Linked DNA regions of Homo sapiens: all the other regions are linked to region 3. The links are chromatin contacts, found by Hi-C in ENCODE. All regions are on one chromosome and are shown on one strand. Each heading gives the region's core, a stretch centred on a gene start or an enhancer-like site at or near the end of the contact. The rest is flanking DNA. Distances are from core to core; before and after follow the strand shown.

What was found. Hi-C counts contacts between places; a loop is a spot of excess contacts on that map. Pooled maps may share reads with other maps.
Region 1: a loop to region 3 is called in a pooled map, with 8 times the contacts of the local background. The contact joins the enhancer-like site here to the promoter of CHST12 in region 3. A Hi-C loop is called at or near these places in 6 of 37 single-sample maps with no recorded cell type and 8 of 50 pooled maps.
Region 2: a loop to region 3 is called in a map of naive thymus-derived CD4-positive, alpha-beta T cell, with 10 times the contacts of the local background. The contact joins the promoter of CARD11 here to the promoter of CHST12 in region 3. A Hi-C loop is called at or near these places in 1 of 168 maps with a recorded cell type or tissue (naive thymus-derived CD4-positive, alpha-beta T cell), 2 of 37 single-sample maps with no recorded cell type and 5 of 50 pooled maps.

Annotation. Positions count from the first base shown.
Region 1 is chr7:2,976,267-2,980,677 of GRCh38, forward strand. All of the region lies in intron 1 of CARD11 (caspase recruitment domain family member 11), which reads right to left. Among named protein-coding and RNA genes, the nearest start is that of CARD11-AS1, 34 kb to the left of the region's middle. RefSeq lists a silencer at 2,378-2,467 and enhancers at 3,201-3,932, 3,928-4,017, 3,933-4,411. Within about 2 kb of position 2,270, at least 6 of the 41 ENCODE cell types and tissues checked have a DNase peak (open chromatin) inside an H3K27ac peak, as active enhancers do.
Region 2 is chr7:3,041,801-3,046,352 of GRCh38, forward strand. It overlaps CARD11 (caspase recruitment domain family member 11), which reads right to left and starts at 2,067. Exons shown (of 25, transcript NM_032415.7): 1 at 1,867-2,067. RefSeq lists a silencer at 1,780-2,129 and an enhancer at 1,995-2,289.
Region 3 is chr7:2,401,301-2,405,992 of GRCh38, forward strand. It overlaps CHST12 (carbohydrate sulfotransferase 12), which reads left to right and starts at 2,311. Exons shown (of 2, transcript NM_018641.5): 1 at 2,311-2,373. RefSeq lists an enhancer at 1,788-1,887 and silencers at 1,978-2,347, 2,438-2,607.

The DNA of each region.
Region 1 (4,411 bases), core at 1,020-3,519, 570 kb after region 3:
ATGACGAGGGAGAGGGGCTGAGATACTTGGAGTCTGCTTTGTTTGCTGCATTTGGTGCTGAGCAAGGTGCTGGCCCTTTTCTCTCTGCCCCGCTCCCTTCACAGTCCCTGAAGCCCTGAACCCTTCACTCCAGCGACATTTAAAATAAAGACATCAGGCCAGGCACGGTGGCTCACGCCTGTAATCCCAGAACTTTGGGAGGTGGAGGTGGGCCTATCACTTAAGGTCAGGAGTTTGAGACCAGCCTGGCCAACACGGTGAAACCCCGTCTCTATTAAAAATACAAAAATTAGCCGGTCGTGGTGGCATGTGTCTGTAATCCCAGTTACTCTGGAGGCCGAGGCAGGAGAATTGCTTGAACCCGGGAGGCAGAGGTTGCAGTGAGCCGAGATGGCGCCACTGCACTCCAGCCTGGGCGACAAGAGCAAAGCTCCGTCTCAAACAAACAAACAAACAAACAATCACAAAAATCAGCCGGGCGTGGTGGCAGGCCCCTGTAATCCCAGTTACTTGGGAGGCTGAGGCAGGAAAATCACTTGAATCCGGGAGGCGGAGGTTGTAGTGAGCTGAGATTGCACTACTGCACTCCAGTCTGGGCGACAGAGTAAAACTGTCAAAAAAAAAAAAAAAAAAAAAAAGACATCTTATCCATAGAATGGAATATTATTCATCCATACAAAGGCACGAAGAAGCATTGCTGCTTGCTGTGGCACAGATGAGCCTTGCAGACACTAAGCTCAGTGAAAGAAGCCAGACACAAAAGGCCACACATCATAAGATGCCATTTAGATGAAACGCCCAGAATAGGCAAATCCATAGATTCAGAAGGCAGGTTCGTGGGTACCAGGGACTGGGGGGAGGCAGGGATGGAGGAGGGGGTGGGTATTAATGGGGATGAGGTTTCCTTTTGGGGTGATGAAACTGTCCTGGGGCTGGATAGAGGTGGTTGTTACATAGCACTATGAATGTACTAGACGCCACCAGGTTATTGATTTTAAAATGGTGACTTTTATGTTATATGAATCTTACCTCAATAAATAAATAGCAACAGGCTGGGTGCAGTGGCTCACACCTGTAGTCCCAGCACTTTGGGAGGCTGAGGCAGGAGGATTACTTGAGCCCAGGAGTCTGAGACCAGTCTGGGCAACATAGCAAGACCCCATCTGGGCAAAAAAATAAAAAGATTAGGCAGGCGTGGTGGGGTATGTCTGTAGTCTCAGCTACTCAGGAGACTGAGGCAGGAGGATTGCTTGACCCAGGAGTTTGAGGCTGCAGTGAGCTATGATCACACCATTGCACTCTAGCCTGGGTGACAGAGGAAGACCCTGTCTCAAAAATAAACTAAACTAAAATAAAAACAGCTACAATTTTTTGAGCCGAGGTGAGCAGGGGCTAGGCCCCAAACCCTCAGTGACTCCAAGCCCCAGACAGCCTGGGCAGGAAGCTCTGATCATCTCTGGTGAAGACCTGAGACTTCCCAGTCTTGGGGAGGGGACACCAAGGGATGAGACAGGTTGTGGGGAAGCTGGGACTTGAGCGCTGTAGGGAGGCCGTGTGCTTGTCATGGGAGGCAACAGTCCACGTGGGAATTGCAGGAATGCCTTTTTTTTTTTTGAGATGGATCTCACTCTGTTGCCAGGCTGGAGTGCAATGGCGTGATCTTGGCTCACTGCAACCTCTGCCTCCCGGGTTCAAGCGATTCTCTCGCCTCAGCCTCCCAAGTAGCTGGGATTACAGGCGTGCACCACCATGCCTGGCTAATTTTTTTGTATTTTTAGTAGAGACGGAGTTTCACCGTGTTAGCCAGGATGGTCTCAATCTCCTGATCTCGCGATCCACCTGCCTCGGCCTCCCAAAGTGGTGGGATTACAGGCGTAAGCCACCGTGCCTGGCCTTTTTTTTTTTTTTCTGAGACAGAGTCTCACTCTGTCGCCAGGCTGGAGTGCAGTGGCGCGATCTTGGCTCACTAAAACCTCTGCCTCCTGGGCTCAAGCGATTCTGCTGCCTCAGCCTCCTGAGTAGCTGAGATTACAGGCACCCGCCACCGTGCCCTAATTTTTGTATTTTTAGTAGAGACGGGGTTTCACCGTGTTGGCCAGGATGGTCTCCATCTCCTGACATTGTGATCTGCACTTACAGGAGGCAGGGTCAAGGAAAGGACAAGATAGAAGCAGAGGTGGAGAAAGAGGGTGAGGTGAGTGGGAGAAGAGGGGACGGCGGGACAGAGGCCTTGTGACAGAAAAGGGAACAAGAACTCAGGGTTTTACGTTGTACCCACAGGTGCAGAGCTGAGAAAAGGAAAGAGAAATGAAGAACGGCAACTCGGAGGGAGGAGACGGTGGGGGTGGCGCGGGCACCGGGTGCAGGCTGAGAAAGCGAGAGGGCGGTCCGGCCAGGGGGTGGGGGTGCTGCAACCAGCTCTGGTCACGCCCCTTCTCCTGAGAGCTCCCAGGACTGCAGGCAACTTGCTGAAGAACTTGGGTAATTTCCCGGAGGCCGGCTCACCTGTTTCCAGCCCATCAGTGATCTTGAAACTTACAAATACTCAGACTCACACTTTCCGCCTATCCGTGCAAGGTAAGAGGAGCCAAACACATCTCGAAATGCACCGATTTTTCTTCTTCTAAGGGGGCAGACTCTCGTGGTGTGCCCCCACCCTCTCTGTTAATGCCTCTATTGTGTAAAAACGTCTTTAGATAAATTTGTCGGGCTTGGAGCCTGGGGTGGCCATTTCTTTGCACTTTATCTACTACAATCCAAGACCAGCAAACATGAGGCCACGTTTTTCCAGTGGTTTCTGCCTCCCCCACCACAGTGGTGACGGAAATACGCTCCCCAGCAACAGTGAGAAGACCCTGGGATTCTGCAGGCTCAGAGATCATCTGTACCCTCCCGCCGTGTAACTGCAAGACGACAAATGAGATGCAAACAGGGAAGTCTTTCTTACGTTTGTGCCAAATGATACAATCACCAATAATGAAATAAGGCACCTGTGAAAACTGCACCCAGAAACGGTCGATCAGTATGGACATGAGGTTGTTAAGAATGCGTTTCCTTAGCATCGAAGAGGGGGTAACTGGCTGCTCTCTGATCATCTGTCTCTTCTTCCCTGTGTGCAGGGAGCTATGAAGGAGCCCACTTAGGAAGCCAGGATTTAAGGTGACAGGAGCATATTGCAGGTGGGGCTCCACCTGCCGGGCAGTGACGGCTGGGGGTCACCCCGAAATCTCTGCACTCAGGGCTGTCAGACGGACGTTACGCGGTATGTGAACTAGAGACACTAAGAGCCTATTATTCTGTTTTGCATTTTAAAGGAGGTCTCTGAGGACCAGCTGATGCTTTCAAACCACTTAAGTCAGCGAAGCCCCAAAAAGGCTGTAGTCTCTTGCAAGCAAAAGTTACCAAGGGGCTGCCGAGGGTCTTCAAGCCCGCAGGACTTAAGAAATTCCCGAGTGTTTCACCAGGAATTGAGGAATCTACTCGGATCCCTTTCAGGGATCCCGGGGGGAGGGGAACTTCCCCTTTGGGGTCCCCAGTCCTACTGTCTCTTTGGGAAGCTCCTTGTCCCACAGTCGCCTGGTTTGTCCTCCGGTGTTTGTGGGCAGGGGCTGGGCCTTTGGTGCCCCGGTGGACACCAGCGAGCCACAGCCTCATTTCTTAGCATTTGCAATCTCAAGAGATCCCAGAGGAACCGTCTGGAAGGTGCTTGCGGGGTTGAGGGGTGGGGAACACGAACCCTTCCCAGACCTGGGGAGGGCCAGGCTGCAAGGCCCCACGTTTTGGAAACAGACCCTGTACACACTTCCTCTCCACCCAGCTGGGGGCCACGGGCAACTCAGGCCTTGAGACACACTCTGCGCACTGAGCCCCACTCCCCGGCCCCTGGCACTGTCCCAGTCAGAAGAAAATAAGACCCAGTGCCACATGACAACGGGAGCATCCTGGCCTGTGTGGGTCACCGGGCATGTATGGAGAGCGTCTACGGGCTGGATCCATGGAGCTCTGTGCAATCCAAGCCACGGCATGAGACAGTCGCCCCAGCACCTGCTGCTGAGACTCCACATCTGGTTTAGGAAATTAGGAGATGCAAAGAGGTGTGCATGAAGCCATGAAAACACATGGGCACGGACAGGACAAGGGGGCCAGGTGCTGGGGAGAGGGGGTCCCATGGCAGCCCCCCAGGGACAGGGCTTCACCAGCGCTGCACCCGCGGGCCTCAGTCACGGGACCGGCCAGTTGGGAAACGTACTCACGCGGTTGTGAGCCAGCTGGGTCCTGGGGGTTCCTCGTGTTCCTCTCAAATTCTCTCTCCTCCTGTTGATTCCCCAGAAAACACCAAGGCTGTGGGAGAGCAGCCACCTCCCCCGGAAGCCTACACCGACGCCCCACTCAGATGCTGCCTCTATTTTTA
Region 2 (4,552 bases), core at 817-3,316, 640 kb after region 3:
TCCTGTCCTCGGGTGATCTGCCCGCCTTGGCCTCCCAAAGTGCTGGGATTACAGGCATGAGCCACCGCGCCCGTCCAGAAGTCATTTTTTAAAATCACATAAAGGATGAGCGGATACACAAAATATGGTCTATCTGCACAATAGAATATTATTCATCCTGAAAAGGGAAGGAGATTCAGTCACAGACTACAACACAGATGAACCGTGAGGACGTGAGGCTCAGAGAAATAAGCCAGGCACAGGAAGGACATAGGTTGTATGAGCCCCCTTATATGGGGTCCCGAAAGTCATCAGATTCCTAGAGACAGAACGGGGAAGGGTGGCTGCCAGGGGCTACGGAGGGGGCCAGGAAGCTGCTGTTTAACGGGGGACACAGTTTCAGTTTGGGAAGAGCTGGATGGTGGTGATGGCCGCAAGATAACATGGACGGGCTTAACAGCACTCAACTCTGCGCTTCAAAGTGGTTCAGCGAGCTCATTTTATGTCACATGTATTTCACCACGATTTTTAAAAAAATCACATCAAGGACCATTCATGCATTAACAGAAGACTGCTGGGGCCAGTGGAGCCACGGCCTGCCTATCTGATACCCAGGCAAGTAACATCCACACGGGTCCAAGCATTCCCTGGCCTTGAATTACGCTGAGTCCTGGTCACTGTTGCGCTCCTCAGGGCAGCCCTGGCCTGAGGCAGGGGTGTCATCTCTTTACAGATGCCTTGCTGGGGAGAGAACCGGAGTTTCCGCGAAAGCGCAGAAGTGGACACTTACGGAGAAATTCCTGTCCTCATATCAATTCCCGGCTCCCGGGATTTCCGGCACGCATTATGCACAGGCTGAGCGCTCAATAAATGTGGAATGAACGATCGACTATTTTTCTCCCCTTTCTGGTAGGTTGGTAACCTTATACCTTCAAGACGAGTCATAAATATTAGGAGAAAATGTTTTGAACTACAAATCAAAGGCTTTGAGAGCAGGCCAGGCAGAGAGAGGTCAGTTTGGTCCAAGACCAAGTTTGTGTGGGCAGCCCCGAAGCTCACAGCTGAGACCACTGTCCATGAACCTGGGTCCCCGTGACAGCCTCCAGCGGTGCTCAGAGCCCCCGAGGGACAGAAACACCCTCTCTGCCCCTATCTGCAGAGGGGGCTCAGCAGAAGGCCTGGTGGCCCCATCGGGCCTGGAGGGGCCTCCTGGGGGAGGTGGCTTTCAGGCCTGAGGCCGCTAGGACCTGCTCCGGGTTTCAGTCGGGAACCTGGGCCCTCTCCTGTGCCCCCGCCACCCCCTTTCTAGTACAGTCCCCGCGGGGGGCTGTCCTCTCCCATCTCCCAGCTCCACACCCACTTTTGGTGCGGCTGCCCTTCCTCCCTGAGCCAGGCCCCACCTTCCCAGGAGCCTCTGAGTCAGGCTGGGCTGTGGTCTGCAAACTTCCGGGCCTTTCAGGTGTCAGAAAAGTTTCTCTTCCTCCCTCTGGGGCAGGTGCACCAAGGGGCTGCAGCCTCCTGACCCCCGATTTTTTCCTGTCCAGTAGGAGGAGGTGGGGGCTTTGCTGGGCGGTGATACTCAGAGACGCTCAAAGAGACACGGAGGAGAGGCACACGAGGTGGAAAGTGAGGGAGAAAAAGGGTTGGAAGGGAAAAAGGGGAGAGGAGAGTGAGAGAGAGAAGGGGGGCAGGGGGACAGAGATGGAGAGGGAAGGATACCCCCAGCATCGCGGGACCAGCGGGAGCCACTCCCATCCCCCGACGCCCCCCCCGCCACCGTGTCATCTCACTGATGCCCCCCATCTCCTCCCCGTGCCCTCTTCTCTTCCCCCAACTCCCCGCCTCGTGCTCCCCCTCCGCCAGCTCCCCCATCCCCGCTGCGCCTACCTGGGGCGCTCATGCTCCGCCAGCCAGCTGCGCGGGGCGCCTCCTCCACGCAGGCCTCCGGCTTCCTCCAGGCGACCAGGCCCTCCGTCCCCCCGGGCCCGGAGCCGTCCTCCGAGGGGCGCCGCCCGCCCAGGGGCTGCAGGGCCGGGAGGGGGCTGCGGGCGGCGCGGGCAGGAGTCCGAAGGCCAGAGGAGGCAGGAGAGAAAAAAGGAGAGAAAGTATGTCATAGGCTGGGAGGGGCGGGGGAGGGAAATGCAAAACCCGACAGGAAATGAGACTAAAAAATGCGAAAGGTTAGAAAAAGATAAGGAAGAGAGGGAGGGGGCGGAGTCGGTGCTTCGGGAGGAGGGCGGCAAGGAGGTGGGGGTGGGAGTGGGGACAGGGCCGGGGGTGGGGGTGCTTGGGGACAGATCAGGGAGCCGGAGATGGGGAGACCAAGGCGAGTCTCAGGGCCCAGCCCACCTGCATCAGTCGGGGTGAGGCTGGACCAGTCTGGGCATCAGTCCCCACCCAGCCGTGACCCCCGGCAGAGTCCAGGTGGGGCCTTGGGAGGGGCTCTCTCCCTTCTAGGTTCTCCAGGGCACTGGCTCCCGAGATCTAGCTGAATTTCTGAAGAAATTCCAGAGCCTGTCACTGCAATGGGAGGGGAACGGGGTGCCCCACATCAAATCCTGCAGCCTCCTACACCCCAAGCCTCTTTCCTCCCTCAGCCCCTGTTCTGGAAGCTTCCTGGGCATGCCGGGTGGTCAGCACCCCTTCAAAGGCCTTCCTCACCCCGACAGCTTTGGGGTCCAAGACACCCACCATCAGCTTGTGCCCTCGATGTTCCGGTGAAGTATACTTGTAAGAGAAACTGTGATTTGGATGTCATCATTTTACTTTATTTTTATTTTTTGAGATGGAGTCTCGCTCTGTCACCCAGGCTGGAGTGCAGTGGCACAATCTCAGCTCACTGCAAGCTCCACCTCCTGGGTTCAAGCGATTCTCCCACCTCAGCCTCCCGAGTAGCTGGGACCACAGGCGTGCACCACCAAACTTGGCTAATTTTTGTATTTTTAGTAGAAATGGGGTTTCAACATGATGGCCAGGCTGGCCTCGAACTCCTGACCTCAAGTGATATGCCCACCTCAGCCTCCCAAAGTGCTGGGATTACAGGCATGAGCCTCTGCGCCCAGCTGGATGTCATCATTTTAATAATTTACCCCAAATGGCCATCGTCATGGGTGGGATGGTCCCAAGGGTTTACATGGATTGCAGACTCAAAAATCTGGATGAAAGAAAATGTGATACACACACACACGCCATGCAATACTACTCAGCCATAAAAAAGAACGAAATAAAGTATTTTGCAGCAACTTGGATGGAACTGGAGGCCATTATCCTAAGTGAAGTAACTCAGGAGTGGAAAACCAAATACTACATGTTCTTATTTAAAAGCGAGAGCTAAGCTATGGGTAGGCAAAGGCAGGCAGAGTGGGATCATGGACGTTGGAGACTCAGAAGGGGGAAGAATGGGAGGGGGTAGGGGATGAAAAATCACCTATTGGGTACAATGTATACTGTACAATGTGCACTATTCCAGTGACTGATGCACTAAAAGCCCAGACTTCACCACTATACGCTTCATCCACGTAACCCAAAACCGCAAGTACCCCTAAAGCTATTGAAATAAAAATCTGGATGAGCCATGCCTACCCAGAAAACCTTAGTTTCTATTCTCTTGCTGCAATTGCACTGCCTCCTGCACCGCCCGCCCCCCCGTTGCCCCAGCCTCTGCACCTCTCATTCTACTCTGCCTCAGTTTACCATTCTCCTCTCATCTATCTCCCTCTCTTTTGATCCCCTCATTATGGCTAGAGAATGTAGGCTTCTGTTTCATGTTTTAAGTGTTCTGAGAAAAGTTCCTCGAGCTGCTAGAAGGAAAGGCCTTCAATAAATTAAATTTTCAGCAAGACAATAAATAAAAAATGGGACATTGGTCCAAGCACGGAAGAATCTGAAATACCAGTGAGGAGTCTGTTTGCACTGATGCACATGTGCTAGGGATGAAGGAAGACACGAGTTTGCTTCCTGTAAAGCGTGTTCAGAAATGCAAGCAAGGGCCGTAAAGAAAGTTTCTAAAATGAACACCAAGACCCACAGCCTTCTAACACCAAGACCCACAGCCTTCTAGGCCTTGGTCCCTAAGGATACATCTCACTGCCTACCTGGGACTGGGGAAGCTGCTTGTACTCCATGAAACCTCTAAATCAGGCAGTGGCATTTTATTTATTTATTTATTTATTTGGGATGGAGTCTCACTCTGTTGCCCAGGCTGGAGTGCAGTGGCACGATCTCGGCTCACTGCAACCTCCACCTCCCGGGTTCAAGTGATCGTCCTGCCTCAGCCTCCTGAGTAGCTGGGATTACAGGCACGCACCACCACACCTGGTTAATTTTTGTATTTTTAGTAGAGATGGGGTTTTACCATGTTGGTCAGGCTGGTCTCTAACTCCTGACCTCATGATCCGCCCACCTCGGCCTCCCAAAGTGCTGGGATTACAAGTGTGAGCCCATGCGCCCGGCAAGCATTTTATTTTATTTCATTTTATTATTTTTGAAACAGGGTCTCGCTCTGCTGCCCAGGTTGGAGTACAGTGGCTTGATCAAGGCTCACTGCGGCTTTGACCTCCTTGGCTCAAGCCAT
Region 3 (4,692 bases), core at 1,061-3,560:
TGCCTCAGCCTCCTAACTGGGATTACAGGTGCCTGCCACCACACCCGGCTAATTTTTTGTATTTTTAGTAGAGACAGGGTTTCATCATGTGTTGGCCAGGCTGGTCTCGAATTCCTGATCTCGTGATCTGCCCGCCTACACCTCCCAAAGCACTGGGATCACAGGCGTGAGCCAACAAGCCCAGCTGACCTCTCAGGCTTAAGCGATTCTCCCACCTCAGCCTCCTGAGTGGCTGGGATTGCAGGCGCCCGCCACCAAGCCTGGCTAATTTTTGTATTTTTATTTTTAGTAGAGACAGGTTTCACCACGTTGGCCAGGCTGGTCTTGAACTCCTGACCTCAAGTGATCCACCCACTTCGGCCTCCCACAGTGCTGGGATTACAGGTGTGAGCCACTGCACACGGCTGATAGTGAGAAATTTCTAAGCTGAGACAGGCATCACAGGGTGACATTGCCAGAGGCTGTCACCTTATTTACATACGTGCAATTGCATATATGTATGTATACAACATAGACATATTATACATGCATAATACAGGTCTATATGTATGTGTACAATATATAAACATATATACTACATACATACACATAGGTAACATGTATGCATTACACATACGTATAAACATATTATCTACTGTGAGTGTGTATATAATATACACATATATTTTGTGGTGGTTGTTTGTTGCTTTTCCCCCCCACTAGAATACAGGAGGGCAGGGGCCTTGCCCGTCTCCCTCACTTCCACATTTCCAGGGCCCGGTGGGTTCGGAACTCCTTTGGGACTGGCTGCAGGGAGTGGAAGAGTGAAGAGATGACCTTGGTTGGAAGGCTGCCTCGGGAGTCCATCGGAGGGGGCCAACTAAAAATATCACGGATTGAAAAAGTTCTTGGGGTGGATGGTGGGGATGTGAAAGTGCTTAATGCCACTGCAGGGAGTGCTTAAAAATGGTTAAGATGGGCCGGGCGCGGCGGCTCACGCCTGTAATCCCAGCACTTTGGGAGGCCGAGGCGGGCGGATCACGAGGTCAGGAGTTCGAGACCATCCTGGCTAACACGGTGAAACCCCGTCTCTACTAAAAATACAAAAAATTAGCCGGGCGTGGTGGCGGGCGCCTGTAAGTCCCAGCTACCCGGGAGGCTGAGGCAGGAGAATGGCGTGAACCCGGGAGGCGGAGCTTGCAGTGAGCCGAGATCGGGCCACTGTATTCCAGCCTGGGCGACAGAGCGAGACTCTGTCTCAACAACAACAACAACGACAACAACAACAACAACAACAACAACAAAGGTTAAGATGGTAAATTTTATGTTCTATATATTTTACCATAATTTAAAAAAAAAATGACTGGGCCTGGCGCGGTGGCTCACGCCTGTAATCCCAGAGCTCTGGGAGGCTGAGGCAGGAGGATTGCTTGAGTCTAGGGGTTCAAGACCACCCTGGGCAACATAGTGAGACCCCCGTTTCTATTAAAAATTAAAAATTAGCCGGGTGTGGTGGCACCTGTCTGTAGTTCCATCTACTTGGGAGGCTGAGGTGGGAGGATGGCTTGAACCCAGGAGGTCGAGGCTGCAGTGAGCTGTGACTGCACCGCTGCACCCCATCCTGGACGACACGGTGAGATCCTGTCTCTAAAAAAATAAACAAACAAACACACAAAACTACATTGATGCCAAGAACAATTACTGCATGCTCACTATGCATTAGGCATCTTGCTAAGCTCTTTACCCGTGTCATCTCGTTTGTCTCACATACTCCCTGAAAGGTAGGGTCACTAACCTATTATATTTTACGGATTGGCGACAACCTCAGAGAGGTTAAGTCACTTGCCCAAGGTCACACAGCGAGTCTCAAGCCCCAGCCGGTGAGCATCACGATCCTTTGCCAATGAGCCGATGCTCGAGAAAGGGTCGGATAGACAACAGGCACTGCATAAAGGTTGGTTAACGGGATCGTGTTTGGCTGCAACGTGGAGCTCCCGGGTCGAACGGCGAGACAGCTGCGCGTCCCCGAGCCGCCGCGCGCCCGGTCCGCCGGGGCGGAGTCAACGCCGCGGATTGGCTGCTGAGAAAGGGGCGTGGCTCGTGGCGGCCGGTGGGCGGAGTCGATCTCTGGCCGTAAATACGGCGCCACATGGCACTGGCTCGCGAGGGCGGGGGCGGGCGGGCTGGCCGGGCGCAGGCGCGCTGAGGGCGGGCGCCCCTCGGCCTCCGTGGCCCCTCCGGCGGCCGCGACGTCTCGCGAGAAGACGACCGGTAGGAGGGGCTCCTGCGCCGGGGGCGGGGCCGGCGAGGGCTGCCTCTGGGGGGTCCGCTAGTCGCGGGGCGGCGGCGGCGGCTGCGGGCGCGAGGTGAGGGGCGCGAGGTGAGGGTCGCGAGGTGAGGGGCGCGGCGGGCGGCGGGCTCGGGGCGCGGTCTCCCTCTCTCTCGGCCAGTGCTGGGCTCCCAGGGCCCGGGCGGGGGTCCCGGGCCGCGCTGAGGGGCGCGGGTCGGCTCTCCTTAACCTGGCCTGGCGGGCGCGGCTTGGGCCTGGGTTCGAGTTCCCGCGCCGGCGCGCAGTGTGACCTTGGCCCTGCGCGCGCCCTCTCTGAGCCCCGCTCGTCGTCCTCGGCCAGGGGGACCCAGCCCTGGGGCCCTGATCAGCGCGTTCTGCGGCTCCTCGGGGTCTGGACGAGAAATCTGTGGTTCTGATTCAGCGACAGCAGAGGCTGCAGCGGCCCCGCCGGCCCCCAGGAGTCCCCCTGCCCGGCATCAGCCTCTGCCGCCCGGCAGGGGTAGGACCAATTCCCGGGCTTGGAGTTCCAGGATCCCCAGCTCCCGAGGGCCCCCGTGTGCCTGCTGTCACCTGAACGGGGCTCCCCGGCCCCGCCGACCGCAGCCCTGGAGCCTGCAGACGCCAGCAGCACCGGCAGGTCGCTCAGGGTATCCCTTAAATGACCTCTCACTCCAGAAGCCGCAGCCCTGCCCCTCTGGGAGAGGAAACCGTGCATTTAGTCCGGGAACAGTGGGACTTAGACCTCCTCTGCGGGCTCCCGGCCACCGAGACACCGCCGGCAAAGCCTTGGCTCGGGCAGAGGCTCCGTCTGGCAGGCAGCACAACAAGCCATAGTGTTTCCAGCATTATTAAATTATTTAGTTCATAAGCGGGGCTGTGGGGACTCGGAAGCCCCGGGGTGAATAGGAATGTGAGTTGCAGGCGCGGTGCTGGACGCAGTACATCTTCCAGGACACCAGGCCCTACGGTGCTGTTCCCGGCTGTGGGTGGTTGGGGACAGCTCAGCGGGTCCCCCACTTACCCCCACGCGGGGACCCGGGTTAGCCCCTCACCGTGAGCATCTGGTGTTGGGAGTCAGGGCTGGTGTCTGAGTGAGGATGGAGAGAAAACAGGGGTAATGAGGAGATTGCTACACGAAGGTGCAACGCTTGAGATCTGAAAGAGCACCTGCCTGGAATGGCATAGATGTTTGATTTCCCTGCAAAGGAGTTTATGGGACTTTGGGCTGACGCTTTGGGGCCAGCAGTAACTGTCTGCTGTCACTCAGCTGACTCCAGCTTTATTATCAAACCTCCAATCGAGTGCAAGATGCTAAGCTGGGGTAGATGCCGGTAATAGCGTGGGCCTTGCCCTGGGAGCTCACGGCCAGCCTGGCTACAACTGTGTGGAGTTGAGACTGTGGTGCAGGCGTTAACAGAATGTGGCGACATTTTCCGACATTTTCCACAGTGGAGAGGACCTATGAATTGGGGCGTTTGGAGGCAAAGGGCATGCAGAGATGTGGAAGTGAAAGTGATGTTTGGGGGAGATGGTGGGTCGCCGTGTTCTTGATGAAGTGGGGTTTGAGGATTGGGTTGGAAGCTAAGACTGGAAGGCCGGGCGAGGTGGCTCGTGACTGTAATCCCAGCACTTTGGGAGGCAGAGGCGGGCGGATCACCTGAGGTCAGGAGTCCGAGACCAGCCTGGCCAACATGGTGAAACCCCATCTCTACTAAAAATACAAAATTTAGCTGGGCGTGGTGGTGCACACCTGAAGTCCCAGCTACTTAGGAGGATGAGTCAAGAGAATAGCTTGAACCTGGAGGCGGAAGTTGCAGTGAGCCGACACTGGGCCTCTGCACTCCAGCCTGGGCAACAGAGTAAAAAAAAGACTGGAAAGATGGGTTTCTGATTGTGCAGGGGCCTGAATGCTGTGTGAGGGAGTTTAAACTTTTATCCCTTTGGTGGTGGTTTGGGTGCGACGCGATTAGATGTGTTTCAGAAAAGTGGTCGTGGTGAGAATATGGGAGGTGGGTTTTGCCTCTGGGCAGTGGAGCTGAGTTGAGTAGCCTTGTGGGGCGTGGGTCTGGGGCAGTGAGAGAGTGGGGGCGGGCATGGAGCTGAAAGATGTTGCCAAATCCACTGGGCGGTGGCGCTTTGTGAGATGTGGCGACCTGTAACAGCGAGGGCAGCCGGGACTTCTCACCTGCGATGAGGAGCGCTGCGGCCAGGTGGGAGAGGAAGGGCCACACAAACACACGTGGGTTTTAGACCTGCAGAGTTGGCGGTATTGGTGGCCATCCTGGAGGAGATGTGACCTGGTGGAGAAGAGACAGCCTGTACAAGGAGGGAATCCCCAGGAACCCCAGTGGGAAGGGATCCAGAGCTGAAGAGAGGCCCGTTGGTTGGCTGACCTTGGGCGTGCAGTTCCTTGACTACGCACA